Regions from separate parts of the Homo sapiens genome. Here region 1 is linked to region 2. Evidence: chromatin loops called from intact Hi-C (ENCODE). Cell type or tissue: ovary. All regions are shown on one strand. Each heading gives the region's core, and the rest is flanking DNA. Links, peaks and the distances in the headings are about the cores only. Region 1 overlaps CRYM (crystallin mu). Region 2 holds the start of ZP2 (zona pellucida glycoprotein 2).

Region 1 (12,024 bases), core at 2,792-7,791, 49 kb before region 2:
ATTCTATTATATCTCTTGTATACATTCAGTTGTCCTTTTAGCTCCTGTCTATTATGTTTTTCTTAGGAGAATCCAGAGTTTTTAAGTATTCAAGGTTATGGATCAAGAAACTGGGTGGGATGAGACCTGGAGACCAGGAGGCCACAGCCTCTCTCTTTTGCAGTCTCCATACTGGTCCACCTTCCCCCCACTGCGTCTCATGCTTCCCCCTGGGAATTTTTGATGCTATTGTTATTTTATGTGTGTGTATGAAAGGGATGGAGCAGTTTTAAAGTATGATTTAATGATGAAAATAAAACCACTGCCTTGAGAAATATAGACTATTAGGTGAGTGCAAAAGTAATTGCAGTTTTGGCCATGACTTTTTTTTTTTTTTTTTTTTTTGAAATGGAGTCTCGCGCTGTCGCCCAGGCTGGAGTGCAGTGGCATAATCTCGGCTCACTGCAACCTCCATCTCCTGGGTTCAAGTGATTCTTGGGCCTCAGCCTCCCAAGTAGCTTGGATTATAGGCGCCCACTACCACACCTGGCTAATTTTTGTATTTTTAGTAGAGATGGGGTTTCACCATGTTGGCCAGGCTAGTCTGGAACTTCTGACCTCAGGTGATCCACCTGCCTTGTCCTCCCAAAGTTCTGGGATTACAGGCGTGAACCACTGCGCCCAGTTGCCATTACTTTTAATACAAGGAAGAAAACAAAAGAAAAATGCCCTTTCATCTGTTTTCAAAGACAGTTAATGTTTTCTGATCTTCCCTCTTCAGCTTTTTATAACATAGCTTTAGTCACGTTAGATATGCACCATTTTATATCCTCTCTTACTGAATGTTCTAACATCACTTTTCAGGTTATCTAATTTTTGCATAAAATTTGCATAGTCTTCTATCAAGAAGGGTGAAGAGGTTAACCATGCACTTCCGGCCGGGCAAAATGTCCTGTTTTTCACCTTGCTTGGTGAACTTGCTTAGACATAAAGTTTGTTTCCGTATGTATTATATTTCCTTATGAGAAATTCTGTAGGCCTTATTTTCAGTTGACGGGTGACAAGCCCTTGACCCAAACATTGAAACCTGTCAAGCAAGTCGGCAAGTCCCCAGCTCCTGGTGAGGCCGCTGCCCCACCCTCCAACCCCAGCACCTTTCAGGATTCCAGCCGTAGCTACCATTCTTGGCCTTTTCATTGGCTATGCCATTTACCTTCAAACTCGTCTGATCTTGAATTTCCTAAGTATTCTTCACCGATCAAGTTATTCCATGAAAAACATTATCATAAATAATCCTTCATATGAATCTCCCACCCATTACAACTCCTTTACGGGGTCTCAGACATAAAGTGTGAGTTCCACACAGACTTTGCCAGTTATATTTCCATTTTACAGATGTGGAAACTAAGGCTGAATGACATGAAGCAATTTCAGGAAATAGCAGAGTGGAGATTGGTTCCAAGCCTACCTGGCTCCAGAACTTGCTCTGCTAATCATTATGCTATTAATATATAATAGCTATGAAGTTACTGAGGCTGTGCCTCTTGGCCTAGAAGTGAAATACTTCCACTCATTTTAAAAGGGGAAAGTGGTAGAGAACGCTGATTTTCAAATACCTGGCTAGGTGTCTAAGTTAATGCTGTACCCCTGATCAAATGTCCATTCTCCATGGGGAATGATTTAGGAGTGATTTAGATAACCACTGACCCCTATGCCAGAGTAGTTCAACTTTCCCTCCGCATCCCTGGGCTCAGTGTAACATAAGCAGCCAAAAAATGGCGCCAATATCCTTCTTGTTACTCCCAATGAAGGTGAGGATATGGAACCGCACCAAAGAAAATGCAGAGAAGTTTGCAGACACAGTGCAAGGAGAGGTACGGGTCTGTTCTTCGGTCCAGGAGGCTGTGGCAGGTGCAGATGTGATCATCACAGTCACCCTGGCAACAGAGCCCATTTTGTTTGGTGAATGGGTGAAGCCAGGGGCTCACATCAATGGTAAGTAGAGTGGCTCCATAAGGCATGATGGGTGGTGGCCAGGCTCCTCTCTAGACGGGACCAGTCGACTACATTTGCAGAGCCAGTTTATTCATGCAGAATGCCCAAGCTATTTAAGGGCCTTGAAAACATGTGAGATTGAAAAAAACAATATTTGGCTGGGTGCAGTGGCTCATGCCTGTAATCCCAGCACTTTGGGAGACTGAGGCAGGTGGATTGCTTGAGGCCAGGAGTTTAAGACTAACCTGGTCAACATGGCAAAACCCCGTCTCTACTAAAAATACAAAAGTTAGCCAGGCATGGTGGCTTGCACCTGTAGTCCCAGCTACTCATGAGGCTGAGGCATGAGAATGGCTTGAACCCAGGAGGCAGAGGTTGCAGTGAGCCAAGATTGTGCCACTGCACTTTAGCCTGGGCAACAGAGAGAGACTCTGTCTTAAAAAACAAACAAACAATATTTGCTCCAAGAAATGTAAAAGGGAAATTACAAACCTGAAACTAAAGAATATTTAATGTTCTATAAAATGTAAGTTTTTTTTCTTTTTTTGGGACAGGGTCTCACTCTGTCGCTCAGGCTGGAGTGCAGTGGCGAGATCTCAGCTCACTGCAACCTCTGCCTCCTGGGTTCAAGCGATTCTCCCACTTCAGCCTCCCGAGTAGCTGGGACTACAGGCATGTGCCACCATGCCCAGCTAATTTTTTGTAATTTTTGGTAGAGACAAGGTTTCACCATGTTGGCCAGGCTGGTCTCGAACTCCTGGCCTCAAGCACTCTACCCACTTCAGCCTCCCAAAGTGCTGCGACTGATTACAAGTATGAGCCACTACGCCTGACCATAACATGTAAAATTATGGCAAATGGTAATTCACAGCTCAATTCTAAAATGTGATGAAATTTAAATCAGAAAGGCCAAATGAGTCACTTTTTCTTAACACTAAGAATTATAAACCTTTAAATTTCTTTTGTACTGTAATTTTTTATGTGACATGTATATGCTTTTTAATATGTGTGATAGGATGAGGGGCAGGAGAGGGGGCTCTAGACATGAGGGTGCCTGGGGCCTCTGTAGACCTTCAGATGGCCCTGGGTGTTATAGCAAGAGCTGGTCTACATCTAATACTACTGCAGGTGCTGTCATGAATTCTTTGTATAATTCTTTGTATATTAAATGACATTATTCTATGTATAATGTCATTTAATACTTATAACCAACTTATGAGGCAGGAACTATTATCATAAACATTTTATAGGGGGATGAACCAAGGCATGGAGAAATTATATAACTTTTCCAAAGTCACAAGTTTTTGTTTGTTTGTTTGTTTGTTTGTTTGAGATGGAGTCTCACTCTGTCACCCAGGCTGGAGTGCAGTGGCATGATCTCAGCTCACTGCAACCTCCACCTCCCATGTTAAGTGACTCTCCTGCCTCAGCCTGCCGAGTAGCTGAGATTACAGACACACGCCACCATGCCAGCTAATTTTTTTGTATTTTTAGTAGAGATGGGGTTTCACCACATTGTCCAGGCTGGTCTCGAACTCCTGACCTCAAATGATCCACCCGCCTCAGCCTCCCAAAGTGCTGGGATTACAGGCGTGAGCCACTGTGCCAAGCCCAAAATCAGAGGTTCTTGATGGCAGAGCTGGGATTTGAACGGAGGCACTCTATCCTCAGAGTCCAAGCTTTAAATGATACTCATGATTGCCTTCCAACAGGAAGACTGGATTCTGGTGAGCAGAGCAGGCAAATTTTAGAGGATTTAAAGATGGTCTTGGTGCCCTGTGTTTTAGTGACAAGCACATGGTGTGAACTCAGAAGCTAAGAGCTTTGCACACGTGGGCAGATGAGCCGGCGAGAGCCAAGTCAAATGATGACGCATTCAATCATACATGCTGACTGAATCTCTACCGTGTGCCAGGCACTATTCTAGATGCCAGGGATGCCACAATAACCAGGCAGTCAAGGTCACTGGTTTCATGGTGGTTAATTTCAGTGAGGAGAGATAGACAACAAACAAACACATAGAGGAACTAGATCGTTCTGGCTAAAGATGAGACCGGAAAGAACAAGGCCCTGGGTGATAGAGGCTGGTGGTGGAGGTGGAAGGTAGAAGCAGAGAGAGGTGTTTTCAATAGGGTTATCTGAGAAGCTCTCTAAGATGTGTTTTTTGAGCTGTGACCTGAATGAGGAGGAAGAGCAGCCATGCCAAGAGCTGAAGGAAAGGCATTCAGGGTAGAGGGCACAGCAGATGCAAAGGCCTTGAGTGTGGAAGCGAACATGGCGTGTTTGAGGAATGGATCAAAGTAATTTGAAAGTCTCAGGCTGCATGGGACTGGTGGTCAGACTGGGTCCAGGGAATGGGTAAGAGGTAAGTCAGGGCTGAGTTTATGGACAATAAGACCATTTCTGGAAGGACCTGGGAAATCAAAAGGAACCAGTTCATGGTGAAATGGGTTTCCAAGGCTGCATCTTCAGAAAGATGGACTTGATTTTTTTTTCAGCTTAAAACAACACATTATTATCATCTCACAGTTCCCGTGGTTCAGGAGACTGGGTGTGGGTAGCTGGATCCTCTGTGCAAAGTCTCACAAAAAAGAAATTGGGCAACATCCGGGCTGCAATCTCATCTCATGCTCGGGGGTCCTCTTCCAGGCTCCCATGGTGTGGCAGGATTCAGTTCCTTACACTGGAGGATGGGGGGAGCCCCTTTCCTTGGGGCCATTCTCAGCTCCCAGAGATGACCCAAATTTCCCACCATATGGACTCTCCATCCTCACATCCAGCCACAGACAATCTCCCTTATGTTGGATCCCTCTCTCACTTGGAATCATTCTCCAGGAAGGGCTGACTTGATTTTGAGTCAAGGCATCTCTTCTGTTTTCCTGGCCCAGGGACAAAATTGGTTTATGTGTTCACAGAGGCAACACATACATTTAAGAAAAATGTGTCACAAGCGCAGACAACAGGGAAATACCAACAACAGATTTTACTTAGTTTACAGCTCAGCGGAGGGACAGGCCCAGTTCCACCCTGCCCCATGCCTCCCTCCTCCTGCCCCCACACCCTGTCAAGCCTGTCTGCGACCCTCACTCATTTAGCCCCATCACAACCAAGCCAGAGCCTTGTTTGAGTCAGGCTTCTCTCTCTTTACTGCCTGGCCCACCTCCATCCGCCTGAGTGACCTCACACAACCCTTTGAGAACTCGCCCGGCTCATAAGCAGTGGTTGTGCAGGGGAAATAGTCCAGTGAGAAGGAGTGGCCTGAGAAACGGGGGTTTTGTTCCCACCAGCTTATGATTTATTTACAAGCTTCCTTAAGCTAGTGCTTTTGTTCTATAGAACTCTCCGCACAAACAACCTTCAAGATGGACATTTTTACACAACTCTCTTTGGAAATTAGAATGAGGGAGAACAGAACGGGAGGGAACAAAGGGAGAAAACGGGGCGGCAGTGGAAGAAGGCATATAAATGCTGTCTTATATTTGTATAAGGCTTTATAGCAGTTTTCAAAGACTAGCCAGCCAGGGGCTGGATCCAGCCAGCAGATGTGTTTGGTTTGGACCATAGAGTAATCTAAAACTCAAGGAGTGACATATGCAAATAGATTTCCTGTTTCTCTTCTAAGAAAACAACTGGGGCATATCTGGTAACAGTGGATCTACATTCACACGTGGTAATGATTAGCTGGAGCTGAACAATGACTGTCCCCTTCGGAAGGGCCTGCTGGCTTCCCCGCCCCTCAGTCTCCACCACATCTAATCCAGTCCCTCTGACCAGCTTTGTTCATTTTCATTACCTCCCTGGCCTTGCAGGCATTTGGTGGCAGCCTCTGCATTCTCCTGTGTCCTGGTGCCAGGGGGCGTGACACCTTGGATTCATCATTCTGGTCCTGGACTCCATAGAGGATGTGACAGTTCAGGGCCAGGACGGAGCCAGTTTTCTTTCTGACGAGACTTCTCCATGACCCTGACACTGAGTTTTTGTTGTTGTTGTTTTTTTTCTTTTGTCATGAGTTAAGAGAGAACCGGGGGTGAGGAGAGGGAAAGGGGCATAGTGGCAGGCGTCTGTGGTCCCAACAGTTTGGGAGGCTGAGGCGGGAGGATCACTTGAGCTCAGGAGTTTGAGGCTGTGGTGAGTTTTTGTTTGTTTGTTTTTTGAGATGGAGTCTCACTCTGTCGCCTGGTTTGGAGCACAGTGGCGCAGTCTTGGCTCGCTGCAACCTCCAACTCCCAGGTTCAAGAGATTCTCCTGCCTCAGCCTCCCAGGTAGCTGGGATTACAGGCGTGTGCTACCATGCCCAGATAATTTTTGTATTTCAGTAGAGACAGGGTTTCACCATGTTGGCCAGGCTGGTCTTGAACTCCTGACCTCAAGTGAACCACCCACCTCAGCCTTCCAGAGTGTTAGGATTACAGGCATGAGCCACTGCACCCAGCCTGTGGTGAGTTCTGATTGCACCACTACACTCCAGCCTGGGCAACAGAGTGAGACCCTCTCTCCAAAAAGAAAAAAATAGATATTAAAAGAACTGGTTGAGGGTGAGGAATGGGAATGATGGAGATCAAGAGGAGAGTGAGGTGTGAATAAGCACCAAGTGATGTCTCTGTTTCGGGATTTTTGTGAGGAAGGTGTTCCTGTTAAGCAGAAGAGGTGTGAGCGCCTAGGTGCTCTCTCAGACCTGGATTCACCCATCAGATCCTTAACCTTGGCAAACACCTTCACTTCTTTGAGCCTCCATTCGTGCATCTGTTAAGTGAGAACCAGACTTTGAAATGTACTTGCGAGAACCATAAATAGTACGTGCAAAACATCCCACAGAGAGTAGACACCCTGTAAATGAATGCTATGTCGTCTCAAAATCTTTTAGCAATGAGGTGGGATATAGAATAGAAAGGCAAAATGGTAGGTAGTTTTTTTTGTTTGTTTGTTTGTTTTTTTGAGATGGAGCCTCACTCTGTTGCCCAGGCTGGAGTGCAGTGGCATGATCTTGGCTCACTGCAACCTCCGCCTCCCAGGTTTAAGCAATTCTCATGCCTCAGCCTCCAGAGTAGCAAAGACTACAGGTGTGAGCCACCACGCCTGGATAATTTTTTGTATTTTTAGTAGACACAGGGTTTCACCATGTTGGCCAGGCTAGTCTCAAACTCCTGGCTTCAAGTGATCTGCCTGCCTCAGCCTCCCAAAGTGCTGGGATTACAGGTGTGAGCCACCACACCTGGCCTATTTCTTAATAAGTATTTCGTCCTACTGATTGGGAGAGCATGGCCTGGGGAATGAGGGGGTATTTTGAATCTGAGTGTGTTCACGAGTCCTTTGTTCACCTCTCTCCTGTGCTTTGGGCTTCTTAGCAGCCTTTGGCACTAATCCTGGGCTTAAGGTCTGTTTTGCTGTCTCTTAGCTGTTGGAGCCAGCAGACCTGACTGGAGAGAACTGGATGATGAGCTCATGAAAGAAGCTGTGCTGTACGTGGATTCCCAGGAGGCTGCCCTGAAGGAGTCTGGAGATGTCCTGCTGTCAGGGGTGAGGCCCTTCTGACCCCAGTCAGGGCTGCCACCTGGCTGGCCTCACCTGGATCCCAGGGTTTCATTAACTTCCCTTCCAGTTTGGTCTGCTCCAGACCTCAGCCACCCCACCTCCTTGTAGGGGAAGGAGCTCCTAAACATTTTGCAACCCTCTTTAATTCCATTCCAGAAAAATATGGGCATTATGGGTGGTGACATGTGTGTTCCTGGAAGGAGAAGCTCAGTGGATTTTATTTTTTTGCTGGGCTGTCCTCTAAAGAAGTGGGATTGGAAGCTTCTTGCAGCCTGGAAACCTTCCCAATGTGGCCAACATGATAAGACTGTGTTGCCCACCTTCTGGCCTCATTTTACGGTTATAATCAGCATAAAACAAGAAGGGAGCTGCTGGCATGCATGTTCAGATAACAGCATGTCTATTTCCTCACTGACACAATGATCTTGGCAGGACAGCTCCCTGAGCACCAACTCGAATCTCTGTGTTTATGGTATCACAAAAGCAAATGCCACCCCAAAAGGATTTCGGGGCCAGCCTCCTCCCTAATATCATTCAGTGTACAAAGGATCTCTCTCTTTTTTTTTTTTTTTTTAATCAAATTTATCTCTTATCCAATTCAGGAATTCCCTGGGCTGGCTTCAAAAGCCAACCCTGCACAGACTTTAGCTTCATGCCTGGGTCAGCGTATGTTTGTTTCCTAGGCCGAGATCTTTGCTGAGCTGGGAGAAGTGATTAAGGGAGTGAAACCAGCCCACTGTGAGAAGACCACCGTGTTCAAGTCTTTGGGTAAGATCCATTGCTCCCTGGGCACAAATCCAACTAGCGCACAAGGCAGGTTCACCCATTGGTGGAAAGAGCAATGAGTCACCAGACTCTGCAGCTGAATCATTGTGCTCCATCATTCAGGTCAATTATTTACATGGTTTAGCCTAGTGCTAAGCCCATGAACTCTGGAACTGAGCAGTCCTGGGTCAGAGTCCCTTCCCCGCCACTCAAAGGCAGGTGTCCTTAGGCAAGTGATCTGACCTCTGTAGGCCTCAGTTTCCTCACCACCTGTTACCATTGAGGATTAGGTGGGATTTGCATATAAAATGAATCAGTTCGGTGCAGATCTTGATGAAATTCAGAAGGTACCCTTCAGAGGTGGAGGGGGCAGGGGACAAAGATGTTAAAAGACAGGAACCTTAAGGGAAATGGCAGAGACCCAACCTGAAAGAGTCAGATGGAAAGTATAGCCTAAGCCCTGTTCATTCCCTCCTTCCCTACTCTCCCACTTGCTGCTTTGAGGAGGGCTTCCATGGGGAGCCCCCTACCACCTGAGTTGTATGGGGTACCTTATAGAAGCCCAACAAAGGGTGGGCTCCCAGTGGCCAGTCTGTCCCTTGCCCCAGGTCCTCTTCCACCCTATGAGATTGAAGGAAACAGAAGTACATGGGAACAGGCTGAGCTCGGTGGCTCACGCCTGTAATCCCAACACTTTGGGAGGCCAAGGTGGGCAGATCACTTGAGCTAAGGAGTTTGAGACCAGCCTGGCCAACATGGTGAAACTCCATCTCTACTAAAAATACAAAAATTAGCCAGGCGTGGTGGTGCACATCTGCAATCCCAGCTACTTGGGAGGTTGAGGCAGGAGAATCACTTGAACCCGGAAGGTGGAGGTTGTAGTGAGCTGACATCGTGCACTCCAGCCTGGGCAACAGAGCAAGACTCCATCTCAAAAAATAAATAAATAAAGTACATGGGAACAGAGCTGATACACCTAAAACACTGAAATACTCCCAAACTGGTTGGTAAACAGTTGCTATCCTGAGCCCCTCGAGAGTGCCCTCTGTCCCCCTCTCATGACCTTCCATACTTCGTGATCAAGCAGCAAAAGAGTAAATGCCTGGCAGAGCATCAGGAGCGCTCTGGCCACCCAGAGCCCATGCCATTGGTTAAGTATCCATGCCTTGCAGGTTGGTAAATGTCTTTAAAATCTCTCATGCACTGGAAGACAAAGGCAATACAATTTTATCTGGAGCCTGGTTCAAAGACATCACATGGATCCAGTTTTGTCTGAAAACTTCAAAGGTCATGGCAGATCAGAGGTCAGCCAGCCCTTACTTAAGGAGCCAAAATGCTGCAGAAACTTGTTCTGTCCTTTTTGGCAATTTTTGCTTTCTTACTTTTGGGGATCAGTTTATTGGTGCATTGTTTCATCTAACAGATGCGTATCAAGCACCTAATTATCTGTGCTGGGTGCAGAGGTTAAGGTATCTACCAAAATTACAAGACAAAGGGGAGATATCAAAGGATGCAGCATTCAAACTGGACCAAGCGTCAGAAAACTACAGTCCTGGGGCCAGACCTGCTCTGCTGCCTGCTTTTGTGTGGCCTATGAGCTAGAAATGGTTTTTAGATTTTCAAATGAATGGGGGGAGAAAATATTTCATGATGTCTGAAAATGATACAAAATTCAAGCTTCAGTCCCATCAATAATTTCACTGGAACACAGCCCACAGCCAGGCTCTTTTGTTTACCTGTTGGCTGTGTTTTCTACTCTAAAGGCAGAGTTGAATAATTGTAATAGAGACCCTGTGGCCCACAAAGCCTAAAGGATTTACTGTCTGACCCTTTTTGAAAAGTTTGTTCAGGCCAGGCGTGGTGGCTCATGCCTGTAAGCCCAGCACTTTGGGAGGCCGAGGTGGGCGGATCGCCTGAGGTCAGGAGTTTGAAACTAGCCTGGTCAACATGGTGAAACCCTGTCTCTACTAAAAATACAAAAAAAAAAAAAATTAGCCAGGCATGGTGGCATGCACCTGTAATCCCAGCTACTCAGGAGGCTGAGGCAGGAGAATCACTTGATCCTGGGAGGCAGAGTTTGCAGTGAGCCAAAATCGCGCCACTGCACTTCAGCCTGGGCAACAGAGCGAGACTCCATCTCGAAAAAAAAAAAAATTAAAAAAAAAAATTTGCTCAGCCCTGAGCTAGATTTAGAAAGATGCACAATTTGTTGGTGGGTGTTTCTTACTATCATATTCTCTGCCCCTTTGCAGACAATTGAAGCCTGAGCTCATCTCTGGGTATCAGTCCCTGTTATTCCAATAGGCATTGGCAACATGGACATGTATCAGGAAACTTCCAGCCATGGGGCCTGGGTTGTTTCAAGAAAAGTTGTTTTGACCAAAGGCGAACCAAATTTCTGTCTATTCTAGGAATGGCAGTGGAAGACACAGTTGCAGCCAAACTCATCTATGATTCCTGGTCATCTGGTAAATAAAACAAAGGAACTTGATGTTGAGATGGATGCTTGAGGAATATTGCTGCTGGTTCTCATAATTTCTAGAGTAAATGAGGGAGTCCAGTCCCCAGTGAACTCTCCTTTTGTGCTTATCATGTTTTACCTTAAATGCTGAGATCCTCATTTATGTTTGTAGTTGGAAAGCAAAGCTAGGTAGCCATTTCTTCTGTTCTACCAAGTTATAATAGCATTCATTTCCCTTTATATTTCCCTGAAATAAAGCACATTCCAATTGTGCAGTGTTTGCTTCGGTAACTTCTATTACTATCACAAGGAAACTGAGAGGGATCAGATGCTCCCATTTACTCCCTGGGGGAGCTACACTGGCTATAATGAAACTTCTTTTTTATGTATTTATTTAGTAGTTACAACTCACATACTCTAAGATCCACTAGTTTAAACTATACAATTCAGTAGTGTTTTTTTTTTTTTTTTTTTGGATGGAGTTTCACTCTTGTTGCCCAGGCTGGAGTGCGATGGCATGATCTCGGCTCACTGCAACCTCTGCCTCCTGGGTTCAAGTGATTCTCCTGCCTTAGCCTCACGAGTAGCTGAGATTACAGGTGCCACGCCACCACACTCAGCTAATTTTTGTATTTTTAGTAGAGACGGGGTTTCACCATGTTGGCCAGACTGGTCTTGAACTCCTGACCTCAGGTGATCTGCCCGCCTCGGCCTCCCAAAGTGCTGGGATTACAGGCGTGAGCCACGGCTCCCGGCCAAGCCTGGTCATTTCTTACAAGTGAAATTCTACTATATGTAGTCTTTTGTGCCTGACTCCTTAATGCTTAGAGGAAAAATGGAATTTCTGTATAGATCAGGGCTCCTTTGGTCATAAGTGGTAGAGACTACAACTCAAACTACCTTAAGCTGAATGAATGGAGAATGAGATTTATTGGCTCTCGTAATTAGGAACACACAGGTAACTGGTTTCAGCTACAGCTGTATTCAGGGGCTCCAACTGTCACCAGGGCCTGGTCTTCTTCCCCGTTGGCTCCATTATCAAGTTCTCCCTGGTAGTGGCAGGACATTGGTCAGCAGCTCCTGAATTGTATTCTGTCCTCTTTAGCAACTGAGCATAAATATTCTCTTCCTTTACAGTTAGATGTTCCAGAACTGAGAGTTACTGGACCATCTAGGTCACATGTCTATTCCTGAGCCTAACATTGTGGCTGAAAGACATGGAATAGACGGGGTGAGGTGGTTCATGCCTGTAATCCCAGCATTTTGGGAGGCTGAAGCAGGAGGATTGCTTG
Region 2 (12,024 bases), core at 2,850-7,849:
CTTCTGGGCCTTCTGTCTTCCATATATTGATGCCGCCCTACCTTTATATTTATAGATCGATAAAGCTTTCATCCTAGTTCTTTCTGAATTTATTACTGTCAGAAGGCTCATTCAACTTGGATCTGTCTAAAGGACCCAAGGGGAAAACAACATTAACATTGTATATTAGATTGGTAAAGGAACTACCATATGATGTTCGAGAACATTCTCATTGACATAGTCTATCTTATTTTTCCAAGTTAAATTCATATTTGATATTTGAAAGCTATTTTGAGCTGCATTAGCATAACTGGGAGAAGTTTTTATATTATTTATCTTATACTGCTAAAATTCTAATTAATGTCATCTTGTACTTTTAAAAGACAAGTGAACTGCAAGAGAAGCACAGAGTTTTAAAACACCCCCGCATGCACAGACACACACACACAGCGAGAGAGAGAAAATTGAAATGAATTAGAAAGGGCAGGGAGAGGCATCAGGAGACCTGGTTTCTCACTGGAGCTCTATCTGCTACTAACTTGGTAAATGACCTGGAGCAAGTCACTAAACCTCTTTAGATATTAAACCTCTTAATATCTTCATTTTACCATAGGGAGTTGGACTTTGTTTCAAAGCCTCAAGTTCCGGATCCATTCATTTCGCCTTTTTACCTTTATACTACTGAGTTTTCATCCTTGAGCCTTAGACTCTGTAACTTAGGTAGCTCACTCAGAAATCAGTCAAAATTATTATTAAAAAAAATTTTTTTTTGTCCAGGCACGGTGGCTCACACTTGTAATCCCAGCACTTTGGGAGGCCAAGGCGGATGGATCACCTGAGGTCAAGAGTTCAGGACCAGCCTGGCCAACATGATGAAACCCCATCTCTACTAAAAATACAAAAAGTAGCCAGGTGTGGTGGCACACGCCTGTAGTCCCAGCTGCTGGGGAGGCTGAGTCATAAGAATAGCTTGAACCTGGGAGGCAGAGGTTGCAGGGAGCACAGATGGTACCACTGGACTCCAGCATGGGTGACAGAGTGAGACTCTGTCTCAAAAAACTAAAACTAACTAACTAAATAAATTTTTAAGAGACAGGGTCCTGCCATGCTGTCGAAGGTGGTTTTGAATTCCTGGCCTCAAGTTATCTTCTAGCCTCAGCCTCCCAAAGTGCTGGGATTATAGGCGTGAGCCACCATGCCCAGTCTATAATTATTTAATTGGTTATTTTATCACTAAAACAATTCAACCAAAACAGAGGGAATAAAGTTGTTGGAACCTCACCAATGCACCTTAATGTAGACTTTCTCATTGTCTGAACTAGTACCCTGGGTTCTTTGTCCTACCTCCTAGAAAATTAAGGAACATGGACACAAAGGTGGGTTGGAGTGAAAGTTTAATGAGGGAAAGAGGCCAGGTGTGGTGGCTCACACCTCTAATCCCACCAGTTTGAGAGGCCGAGGTGGGTGGATCACCTGAGGTCAGGAATTTGAGACCAGTCTGGCCAATATGATGAAACCCCATCTCTACTAAAAATACAAAATTAGCCGAGTGTGGTGGGGCATGCCTGTAATCCCAGTTACTTGGGAGGCTGAGGCAGGAGAATCTCTTGAATCCAGGAGGCAGAGTTTGCAGTGACCCGAGATCACACCATTGCACTCCAGCCTGGGCAACAAGAGCGAAACTCCGTCTCAAAAAAGAATAGTAATAAGTGAAAGAAAAAAATTCTCTGCAGCAGAGAGGGGAGTCCAAGTGGATTGCCAGGTTACAGCTGAATTCAAAAGCTTTTTTAAGAAACTCCTCTCTCATCTCTAGCAGTTTGAGTAACTTCTCATCAGTAAAGCTGTCTGTGCAACTCCCGGTATCTTACGCAACTGTGGGCATGTATCTAGGCAAGCACAAAGCCTGCGTCTCTTGTTTTGATAACTGCGGGTTTGTTTTAGGTAAGCCCCCCTCCTCCCTGTGTAAGTTCCCACCATGGATATGTCTGAAAAGGGGAGGAAACTTTTTCCTAGGAGCTCGCTAATTAGACAAAGTTGCTTATCTGTGTGCAGGTGCAGCCTGTTTATCCCAAATGATTTTTCCTTTTCTTCTCCCTCAAAGTCAGAAAGGCAGGAGTTACTTATTCTTTAAGGGCTGAAGGAAGAAAACTCCCACCTTTGCACTCTGAAAGTTCACTGAAAATAAACTGACCAAAGGCAGATGAATAAGAGAAAAATTCATACAAAATTATTAATGTGCAGGGGAAGGTGGGAATCACAGAGTAATTGCCCCTAAACCCTCAGTGGGGCACAGATGCATATATACGGTGGGTTTTCTTTTTTTTTTTTTTTTGAGATGGAGTCTTGCTCTGTTGCCCAGGCTGGAGTGTAGTGGTGCAATCTCGGCTCACTACAGCCTCTGCCCGCCGGGTTCAAGCGATTCTCCTGCCTCAGACTCCTGCGTAGCTGGGATTACAGGCACACACCACCATGCCTGGCTAATTTTTTATATTTTTAGTAGAGACAGGGTTTCGCCATGTTGGCCAGGCTGGTCTCAAACTCCTGACCTCAGGTGATCCACCTGCCTCGGCTTCCCAAAGTGCTGGGATTACAGGTGTGAGCCACCGTGCCTGGCTGTATATACAGTTTTTCATAGGGGAGGGAGGAGATGGGGACTGTAGACAATTCTCTTGAGGGGCAATAATGATTATCAGGGAGAATGAACAGACCAGGGAGAGAGAAATTAACTTGTACATAATTATCTTTGGAATTTGACTGAGCTTCAGAGGCTGACATTATCTTGTGGAAAAGTCTGTCCATGTGTGGTTACATTCCTTAGTCTCCTTTCCTGCTATAGATAATGAGATTTCAGGGAGGGGATAGAAGGCAATAGTGTTTCTTCTGTTAAGAAGCTGCCTTGGCTGGGCCCAGTGGCTCATGCCTGTAATCTCAGCACTTTGGGAGGCCAAGGCAGGTGGATCATTTGAGGTCAGGAGTTTGAGACCAGCCTGACCGTCATGGTGAAACCCTGTCTCTACTAAAAATACAAGAAAAAAAAAATAATTAGCCATGGTTGCTGGCGTGCACCTGTAATCCCAGCTACTTGAGAGGCTGAGGCAGGAGAATCACTTGAACCTGGGAGGTGGAGGTTGCAGTGAGCCCAGATCATGCCATTGCACTCCAGCCTGCGCAACAAGACCAAAGCCCTGCCAAAAAAAAAAAAAAAAAAAAGAAGGAGCTTTCTTTTTTTTTTCCCCAGAGAGAGTTCCTTCCTGTACTTTGGGGGTGGAAAGGGAACAAGGCAAGGATAGAGAGACCTTGATTCTGAGGCTTATTTCTGAAGCCTTTTAATTTTCCAAAGCACTTGGCATGCCCAGGCACATTTGGGGAATTGTTTTCTGTGCTCCAACCCTCCCATCTCCTTAATCCTATTCCCGGTGATGATATTCAATGTATTTAAAACCCATACAGCAAAAGCACGAACAAGTCAGAATAGACAATGGTCGCAAATGCCCAGCACAGCCACGTGGACTCCCCGGACCCTGGCAACCCTCTCCTTTCCTGGATGATGCTGTCGATTCTCTGGGACAACTTTCTTGACTTGTAATCCAAATACATATGTATAGACCCACATGCAGACACATAAAGTATAAATATACACATAAGTTTGAGAAAGAAAAGAAACTTTTTATCTGAAGAATGCAAGTCCCTTTAAATTATCAGGCCCAGAGAGGCATTGAAACGTGACAGCAGTCACACCTCACTCCCTCGGGCTCAGTAATTATCTCTTGGAGCTACTTGATATGTGGGCTCTAGACTGACACCAAGTAGCCATAAAATTAACCTAACTATGCCATACACTGGACATCATAACTCATACCATATGCTGGACGCCATTAATCATACCCTATAGTTCAACAATGTATAGCCAATCACTAATCAGTGTTTTTTTTTTTTTTTTGAGATGGGATCTTGCTATGCTGCCCAGACTGCCTTAAAAGTCCTGGGCTCAAGCTATCCTCCCACCTCAGCCTCCTGAGTCACTGTGACTACAGGTGTGAGCCACTGTACCCAGCTAATCAGTGTTATTTCTGTAAATCAATGAGTCAAGAAACACTGTATCAGCCACTAATCCCAGCACTTTGGGAGGCCAAGGTGGGCGGATCACGAGGTTAGGAGACCATTCTGGCTAACATGGTGAAACCCCGTCTCTACTAAAAATACAAAAAATTAGCCAGGAATGGTGGTGGGCGCCTGTAATCCCAGCACTTTGGGAGGCTGAGGCAGGTGGATCATGAGTTCAGGAGATCAAGACCATCCTGGCTAACACGGTGAAACCCCATCTCTACTAAAAATACAAAAAATTAGCTGGGCGTGGTGGTGGGCGCCTGTAGTCCCAGCTACTCGGGAGGCTGAGGCAGGAGAATAGCGTGAACCTGGGAGGCGGAGCTTGCAGTGAGCTGAGATCGTGCGACTGCACTCCAGTCTGGGCGACAGAGCAAGACTCTGTCTAAAAAAAACAAAAAACAAAACAAAAAAAACACCCACTTGTGACAAAAGTGGAGAACTCACCAAGGCAACTTGGAAGTGTTTCCTGGGCAGCTGTCCACACTTTGCCTCAAGTAAACTCTTTAAAACTATATTCTCTTCTCCTTCCTTTAGGTCGACAGGTTTTTCATTTTCCTATTAAAGCAAAACATGAAAGCATAGTAGATATATAGCCCTGAAATTCCAGTTTTATTGCAGACATCTTTCATGTCAGTACTCACAGATCTGAACGAACTCATAGAATCATTTGCAGTAGCTGAAGAGTATTCCATAGTTTATCCAACCATCTCTAGATGGTGATATTTAGGTTGTCTTTTATAAATACTTTTATAATTGTTGTGGAAAACAAGGGCAGCAGATTCAGAATTTAAGAATTATAAACTGTCATTTATAAGAACCACACTTCAGAAAGGAAGACATCTGCCCAAATGAGGCAACAACAAAACTATAGTCTTTCTTTTATGTATGAGAACCCCGTCAAGAAATGCCTTGTGATTAGCAAGAGAGAAATGGTTTCATGATACATAGAACCCAGGGCAGAGAAGAGGAGAAGGAACACCTTGTAATAATAAATCAGCAAACTTTAAGAGGTTCATTGAAAAGAGTGTGGAACACATATATTTGAACGAGGTCTGCTGTTTGTTTACTGCCTTTTTTTTTTTTTTTTTTTTGAGACAGAGTTTCACTCTTGTTGCCCAGGCTGGAGTGCAGTGGCACAATCTTGGCTCACTGCAACCTCTGCCTCCTGGGTTCAAGCGATTCTCCTGCCTCAGCCTCCCGAGTAGCAGGATTTACAGGTGTGTGCCGCCATGCCCAGCTAATATTTTTGGTAGAGACAGGGTTTCACCATGTTGGCTAGGCTGGTCTCAAACTCCTGACCTCTGGTGATCCACCCGCCTCAGCCTCCCAAAGTGCTGGGATTACAGGCGTGAGCCACTGCACCGGGCCTATTTAGCGCAATATTTTTTTAAATTTAATTTTAATTTCCAGGATACATGTACAGGACATGCAGCTTTGTTACATAGGTAAACGTGTGCCATGGTGGTTTGCTGCACCTATCAACCCATCACCTAGGTATTGAGCCCCGCATGCATTAGCTATTTATCTTGATGCTCTCCCTGCCCCCACCCCCCAACCCCTGTCACCAGGACCCAGTGTGTGATGTTCCCCTCCCTGTGTCCATGTGTTCTCATTGTTCAGCTCCCACTTATAAGTGAGAACAGAATGTTAAGAATCATTTTTGTAATAACTTTAGTTTTTCCTACCTCCTGATAGGAGACACTGTTTTACGGAGCAGCTATTTCTTCCTGTGTTCAAAGTCAGTTGCTGAACAGATGGTAGCTTCCTGCTTTTCCGGAGCAGAATCCTAGACATGGATGCTCCTGGGCCCAGAGCCATTTGTTCGGTGGCTGTCCCCAGCACACCACAGGTCTGGGTTAGGTGAGACAAACAAAATTAATCTCTGGTGCACATACCAGCTTCACCAGCCCACAGCGGGCTTTCTCACCACATCTCCTGCTTGGGGTCTCTGTGCTGCCCCTTAACCTTTTAGAAACCCCAAATTTGGGGGCTCTGACCAAAGCTGCCCTTTCCAAGGCAAAAACTTCCCGCTCTGGAGAAAGACACCATCTCGAGGGGAGTGAGTAGCGCGGTGGGAAGGGAGGTGGGGTCTGAGGGAGGCTGAATAAGCACATTAACCCATCACTTCTCTGACCACCTTCTCAATAGGGCTCTGAGTCTCACGTCTATGCTCCTTTTTCCTCTAATGTCTTATCATAGTCTTAACCATTGTGGCAATAAATTATATTTGTAGAAAAGGTGCCACTTTTCAGAAAAATATGCATAGAAGGAGAAACTATTGCTATCATGCTTTGGCTATAAAATGAAATCCTTTTACCATCTCTATCCCCAAAAACTTATCTGTATTTTGCTCCTTCTTCCCAATTCCGCTGGGATGTAATCTACTCAATTCCCGTAAGGAGGTTAACCACTGGCCACCACAGATTTTCTCGCCTCGCTCCCTCCAAGTATTTTCCAGGTTTTCCTGATTATAAGAATCACCTGTGGTGCTCGTTAAGTAAATATTTCCCAGGCACATCTTCTGGAGAGTCTAATTCAGCAGCTTTTGGGTGGGACCCTGGAATCTGTGATATTAATGAGAGCTCCATGTGATCCTTTTGATCAAGGAAGTCAGGGAAACAGTTAATCTCCAATGTTATTTCAGATGCCTCAGGTTACACCTCAAAGGCAACACATGAATCAATACAGTTTAGGATGATGCAAAAATAATTGCAGTTTTTGCCATTAAAATTAGTGGCAAAGGGCCGGGCACAGTGGCTCACGCCTGTAATCCCAGCACTTTGGGAGGCTGACACGGTTGGATCACTTGAGGCCAGGAGTTCGAGACCAGCCTGGCCAACATGGTGAAACCCTGTCTCTACCAAAAATACAAAAATTAGCTGGGCTTGGTGGTGGGCGCCTGTAATCCCAGCTACCCGGGAGGCTGAGGCAGGAGAATCGCTTGAATCCAGGAGGCAGAGGTTGCAGTGAGCCAAGATTGCGCCACTGCACTCCCACCTGGGCAACAGAGCAAGACTCCATCTCAAATACATACATACATACATAAAAGTAGCGGCAAAAACTGCAATCACTTTTGCACCAGCCTAATAATTGCAAGTGTCACCCACCACTTGAATGGAGTCTAAGCCTTATATCCACCTATTTTGGAACATGGGCTGCAGACATCTAGTTATCTCAAAGAGTGTGAGAGATGTTGAAAAAACACAACCATCAGGCCTCAGGAAATCTGAGTTCTCCACCTGGTCCCTGACATTGTTGGGGCAAGTTGCCTTGCCTCAGTTTCCCCACTGGGAAACTTCCAAGTGCTTTACAACAATATAACATTCTTATTAGATCACTACTCCCTTTTACCCAGAAGTTTTACTTTGAGGAATTTATCTTGAGGGTTACCCAAGGATATGTATCAGAATGCTCATCATGTTACTGCTTATAATGATGAAAAATTACAAGCCACCTTATGCTCATAATTAAGGAAATTATATAAACACAGATTTATCTCAAATTGAATATTATGCCACCCTAAAATGGTAACAGAGAGCTTTATGTTTAATAGTTATAAAGTGACAGTAGCAGATTACAAAACAGTATTTAAACTTTCCTCCCAGTGTTTTAAAAAAATTGTGTGTGGTGTTTGTAGAAACATGTCTAAAGTTACTCACCTAAATATTAGCAGTGGCACTATTATGAGTGACTTTTGCCTTTTCTCTGTATCCTTCTGAAATTGTATCTTTGCGGTAAGCTTAAGCTTTTACACTTGGGGGTCAACAAGGCTTCATTCATTTTTTTAAAGACACTTCCTGTGCATTATCAGGGTAACTTCTGCAGTAGCCAGAAGACTAGATGTTACTTAAAAGGTTTTAGGGTAGGTGCAATGGCTCACGCCTGTAATCCCAGCACTTTGGGAGGCCGAGGCACGTGGATCACCTAGGTCAGGAGTTCGAGACCACCCTGACCAACACGGTGAAACCCAATCTTTACTCAAAATACAAAAATTAGCCAGGTGTGGTGGCGTGCACCTGTAATCCCAGCTACTCAGGAGGCTGAGGCAGGAGAATTGCTTGAACCCAGGAGGCAGAGGTTGCAGTGAGCCGAGATTGCACCAGTGCACTCCAGCCTGGGTGACAGAGTGAAACTGAATCTCAAAAAAAAAAAAAAAATGTAGTGGTGTGAACAAGACTTGTTTTTTTCTCAATAAAGCCCATGATTCTCTTTGGCTCTACATTGCAGTTGTAAATAATTTGCCCAAAAGATCCTAATTTCCCCCATAGTTATAGGGAAAACACCAATTCACTCACCTGGAGCTGATTTCAGCAAACTCTGATTTCATGCCTGGCCCACAGGGCAGCTGGCAGAATACCCGGCGCAAGCTGTCAGGAATCAGAGGCCACTTCCTTCCCCAATCCTTCCGTTTCAGCTGGGAGAATGGGACAAGATTCAGGTGCCCCCAATGGGGAGAGGGTGTGGATGCGGCTGGCTTCCTGCTATAAAAACACAGAGCAGCCTACCCTCTACCTGGTTGATCTGGTAGTGTCTTCTGCTATGGCGTGCAGGCAGAGAGGAGGCTCTTGGAGTCCCTCAGGCTGGTTCAATGCAGGCTGGAGGTGAGTAATTCTGGAAGTGGAGGGAGGGGGTATGGTAGCTTTGTTTGTTAAAGTCCATTCTTCCTTGACTATCTCCCTGTCTCTTTCCAGCACCTACAGGTCGATTTCTCTCTTCTTCGCCCTTGTGACTTCAGGGAACTCCATAGATGTTTCTCAGTTGGTAAATCCTGCCTTTCCAGGTATGTCTCTTGGGTGACAGAAGTCTTCTTAGCAGAGAAAACAGGTTGCAGCTGGAAGGCCTAGCTGGCCAAGAAACACAGGCCTGGCTCAGACAACCTCCATTCACCCCCTTTATTACCTTGGTCAGGTTACTGGATCTTTCTTCTGCTAACCTGTAGACTCACTATACCTGCTAAATGAAAACTCAAACACTTGCACTGCCTTCCAATCCCTCACTGCCTCAAGCTTTATGGTATCCACAGAACAGCAAACCACCACACTAAGCCCTCATCTTTAGGAGCAGCAATCTTCAAACACAAACTCATGCTTAAGGAAAACATCGACATAACAAGCAAAACTGGAGCTGCTCACTTGACGTTCACCTGAGCCAGAGGCTGCAGAGTAGCAGATGATGGGCAAAACTTGATCTTTAAAAAAAAAAAAAAAAATGCAGCCAGGCGCCGGGGCTCACGCCTGTAATCCCAGAACTTTGGGAAGCCAAGGCGGGCAGATCACCTGAGCTCAGGAGTTTGAGACCAGCCTGGCCAATGTGGTGAAACCCCATCTCTACCAAAAATACAAAAACTAGCTGGGTGTGGTGGTGGGCACATGTAATCCCAGCTACTTGGGAGGCTGAGGCAGGAGAATCGCTTGAACCTGGGAGGCGGAGGTTGAGGTGGGTTGAGATCGTGCCACTGCACTCCAGCCTGGGTGACAGAGAGACTCCGTCTCAAAATAAATAAATAAATAAATAAAAGTCCTGGGACTTACCCAGGACTTTGTTTAACATCAATTTGCAAAACCTGTTGACAAAGCTTTTGTCAGTTTTTCGGGCCTGCCTCCATCTGCTCCACTGTCAAGGTGTTGACCTGGCTCCTACAGACCTGCTTGTCAACCCTAACCTGGGCTTCTTACTGGAACACTTCAAAAGCCCTGGGTACCTGATATTTTCCTTACAGTTCTTGGCATATTGTATTGTTGTCTTGGTCACTTGTTTGTGAGCTCTCCCAGGGTAGGGGACGATTCTTGCCTCCCTCATCTGGAATCCCTCCCATCTGAGAGGAGTCTATACACTTTTGTAGGAGTTGCATCACTCATGACTCAAAGCCCCCAAATGCTTCCTTTGCTCCTTAGGCACTGTCACTTGCGATGAAAGGGAAATAACAGTGGAGTTCCCAAGCAGTCCTGGCACCAAGAAATGGCATGCATCTGTGGTGGGTAGGTAACGTGTGTTATCTCCTCATAGTCCTGATTAGCAGACAGCCTTTGGCTTAGGTCAATCCTGTTTGGGGAGCAGAGTACCCAAACTCCTGCAGCAACGGCATCCAACTCCCATGATGCCATGGGGATACCTGATTTGCATGAAGCCACCCAGCATGGAAGACCTGTCTGTCTTCGAAAGTGTGTCTTATGCCAGCATCTCTGGGAAGCCTCTGGCTGCAAGTCATACCATCTCAAAGCTCAAGTTCTATCACTGAGTTGGGGCGGAAGTGAAGGGACTGAAGTACCTTAGAAATGGACTGGTGGTCTTGACTCTATAGCTTTGGACTGTCACTGAAATGTACTCAGCCATCCTGTCTAACCTGCTCTGGCCTTGGCAGATCCTCTTGGTCTCGACATGCCGAACTGCACTTACATCCTGGACCCAGAAAAGCTCACCCTGAGGGCTACCTATGATAACTGTACCAGGAGAGTGGTAAGTCATTGCTTTGAGCAGTTCTTGGGGAAGTACGTAGTAACCTAAGAGTTACTGGCAGTAAACTTGGCTAAGAACTTTCTCTTTGGAGTAAAGCAGTGGCTCTCAACCAAGGGGGTGGTGTCTCGTGTGTGGCTCTTCTTTTCTATTATAATCTGTCTAGGCCAGGTGTGATGGCTCACGCCTATAATCTCTGCACTTTAGGAGGCTGAGACGGGTGGATCACCTGAGGTCAGAAGTTTGAGACCAGCCTGGCCAACATGGTGAAACCCCATCCCTACTAAAAATACAAAAAACTAGCTGGGTGTGGTAGCACACACCTGTAATCCCAGCTACTTGTGAGGCTGAGGCAGGAGAATCGCTTAAACCCAGGGGACAGAGGTTTGCAGTGAGCTGAGATTGCTCCATTGCCCTCCAGCCTGGGCAACAAGAGCAAAACTGTCTGGAGGAGGGTGGGGGGAATCTGTCCAGGGGACATTTGACAACATCTAGAAACATCTTTGGTTATCACAACTGAAGGTAGAAGAGCTACTACTGGCATCTAATGGATACAAGCCAAAGATGCTGGCAGACAACCAACATTACCCAAGTCTCCTCCCCATAACACAGAATTACCAGGACTGAGATGTCAGTGTTGAGGATGAGAAACCCTGGCATTCAAGTACTTGAGCCCTTGAGCCCTGGCTCTACCACTAATCAGGTGTAATTTCCACCAAGTGAGCCCTTTCAAGCCTGTTTGCCCATTAGAAGATGAGAGTAATGGTGCCTGCTCCATGGGGGTAATGAAGACTAATGATGTTCTACAGATTAAGACCTGGTGCAGAACCTGGATACAACAAGTGATGAAACACGAGCTATTTTGATCTGTGAACCCCAACATGAGATGGAAGGCTATTTTGGTGCTAGCAAATAGAAATCTGACCTATAGAAACAGGTGTTAAAAGGCAAACAGCAGCTAAGCAGTAAGGGTTTTTCTATTGCCAAGCAACAGTATTGCCCAATCAGGAATATTAGGAGCAATAAAAGCAACCTGTCTAAGCAGAAGCTAGCAAGTTGTAATTTGGAAAGTTTGGGTTTGACTAGTTGGACATAGGCCTGGGGTGAGTTCTGGGAATCTGCATATCTAACAGTCTATACCATCTGATTACGATGCAGGTGGTCAGCAGTCTAAGCTTTGTACAGATACAGTCTTAGACCCTACTCTGTAAACAGGCTTGAACTGTAAGTCATCTGGTCCCCTAAAGCCCTCTGTGATCAATCAATGAAGTAATCATAGGTCCTTCATGAAAAACCTGATAATTTCCTTCTAAAACAGACCTTCTCAACATTAGAGGTCTTGGAGTCGCATTCCCTTAGACTAAGGGTCTGCAAGCCATAACCTGTGGATGGCCAAACGCAGTCCATGGTCTCTTTCTGAGGCAGGCTTGCTCTGTAGCCCAGGCTGGAAAGTAGTGGCTGCAATCATGGCTCACTGCAGCCTAG

Evidence for each region. Peaks named below come from ENCODE experiments on the same cell type or tissue, not always from the same donor. Only the 100,000 strongest peaks of a DNase experiment are listed, where the experiment ranks them.
Region 1: it touches region 2 in a loop (2.3-fold over the local background); 7 of 110 quality-filtered maps call a loop at or near these places.

What each region holds. Positions count from the first base shown.
Region 1 is chr16:21,257,504-21,269,527 of GRCh38, reverse strand. It overlaps CRYM (crystallin mu), which reads left to right. Exons shown (of 8, transcript NM_001376256.1): 5 at 1,791-1,974; 6 at 7,370-7,491; 7 at 8,190-8,274; 8 at 10,683-11,007. The coding sequence ends at 10,747. Among named protein-coding and RNA genes, the nearest start is that of CRYM, 15 kb to the left of the region's middle. RefSeq lists an enhancer at 5,447-5,506. In ovary, for the core only: no CTCF peak of the experiment used is centred there; a DNase peak (open chromatin) is centred at 5,150.
Region 2 is chr16:21,208,149-21,220,172 of GRCh38, reverse strand. It overlaps ZP2 (zona pellucida glycoprotein 2), which reads left to right and starts at 8,599. Exons shown (of 19, transcript NM_001376232.1): 1 at 8,599-8,687; 2 at 8,778-8,866; 3 at 9,981-10,064; 4 at 10,448-10,542. The coding sequence starts at 8,626. In ovary, for the core only: no CTCF peak of the experiment used is centred there; no DNase peak of the experiment used is centred there.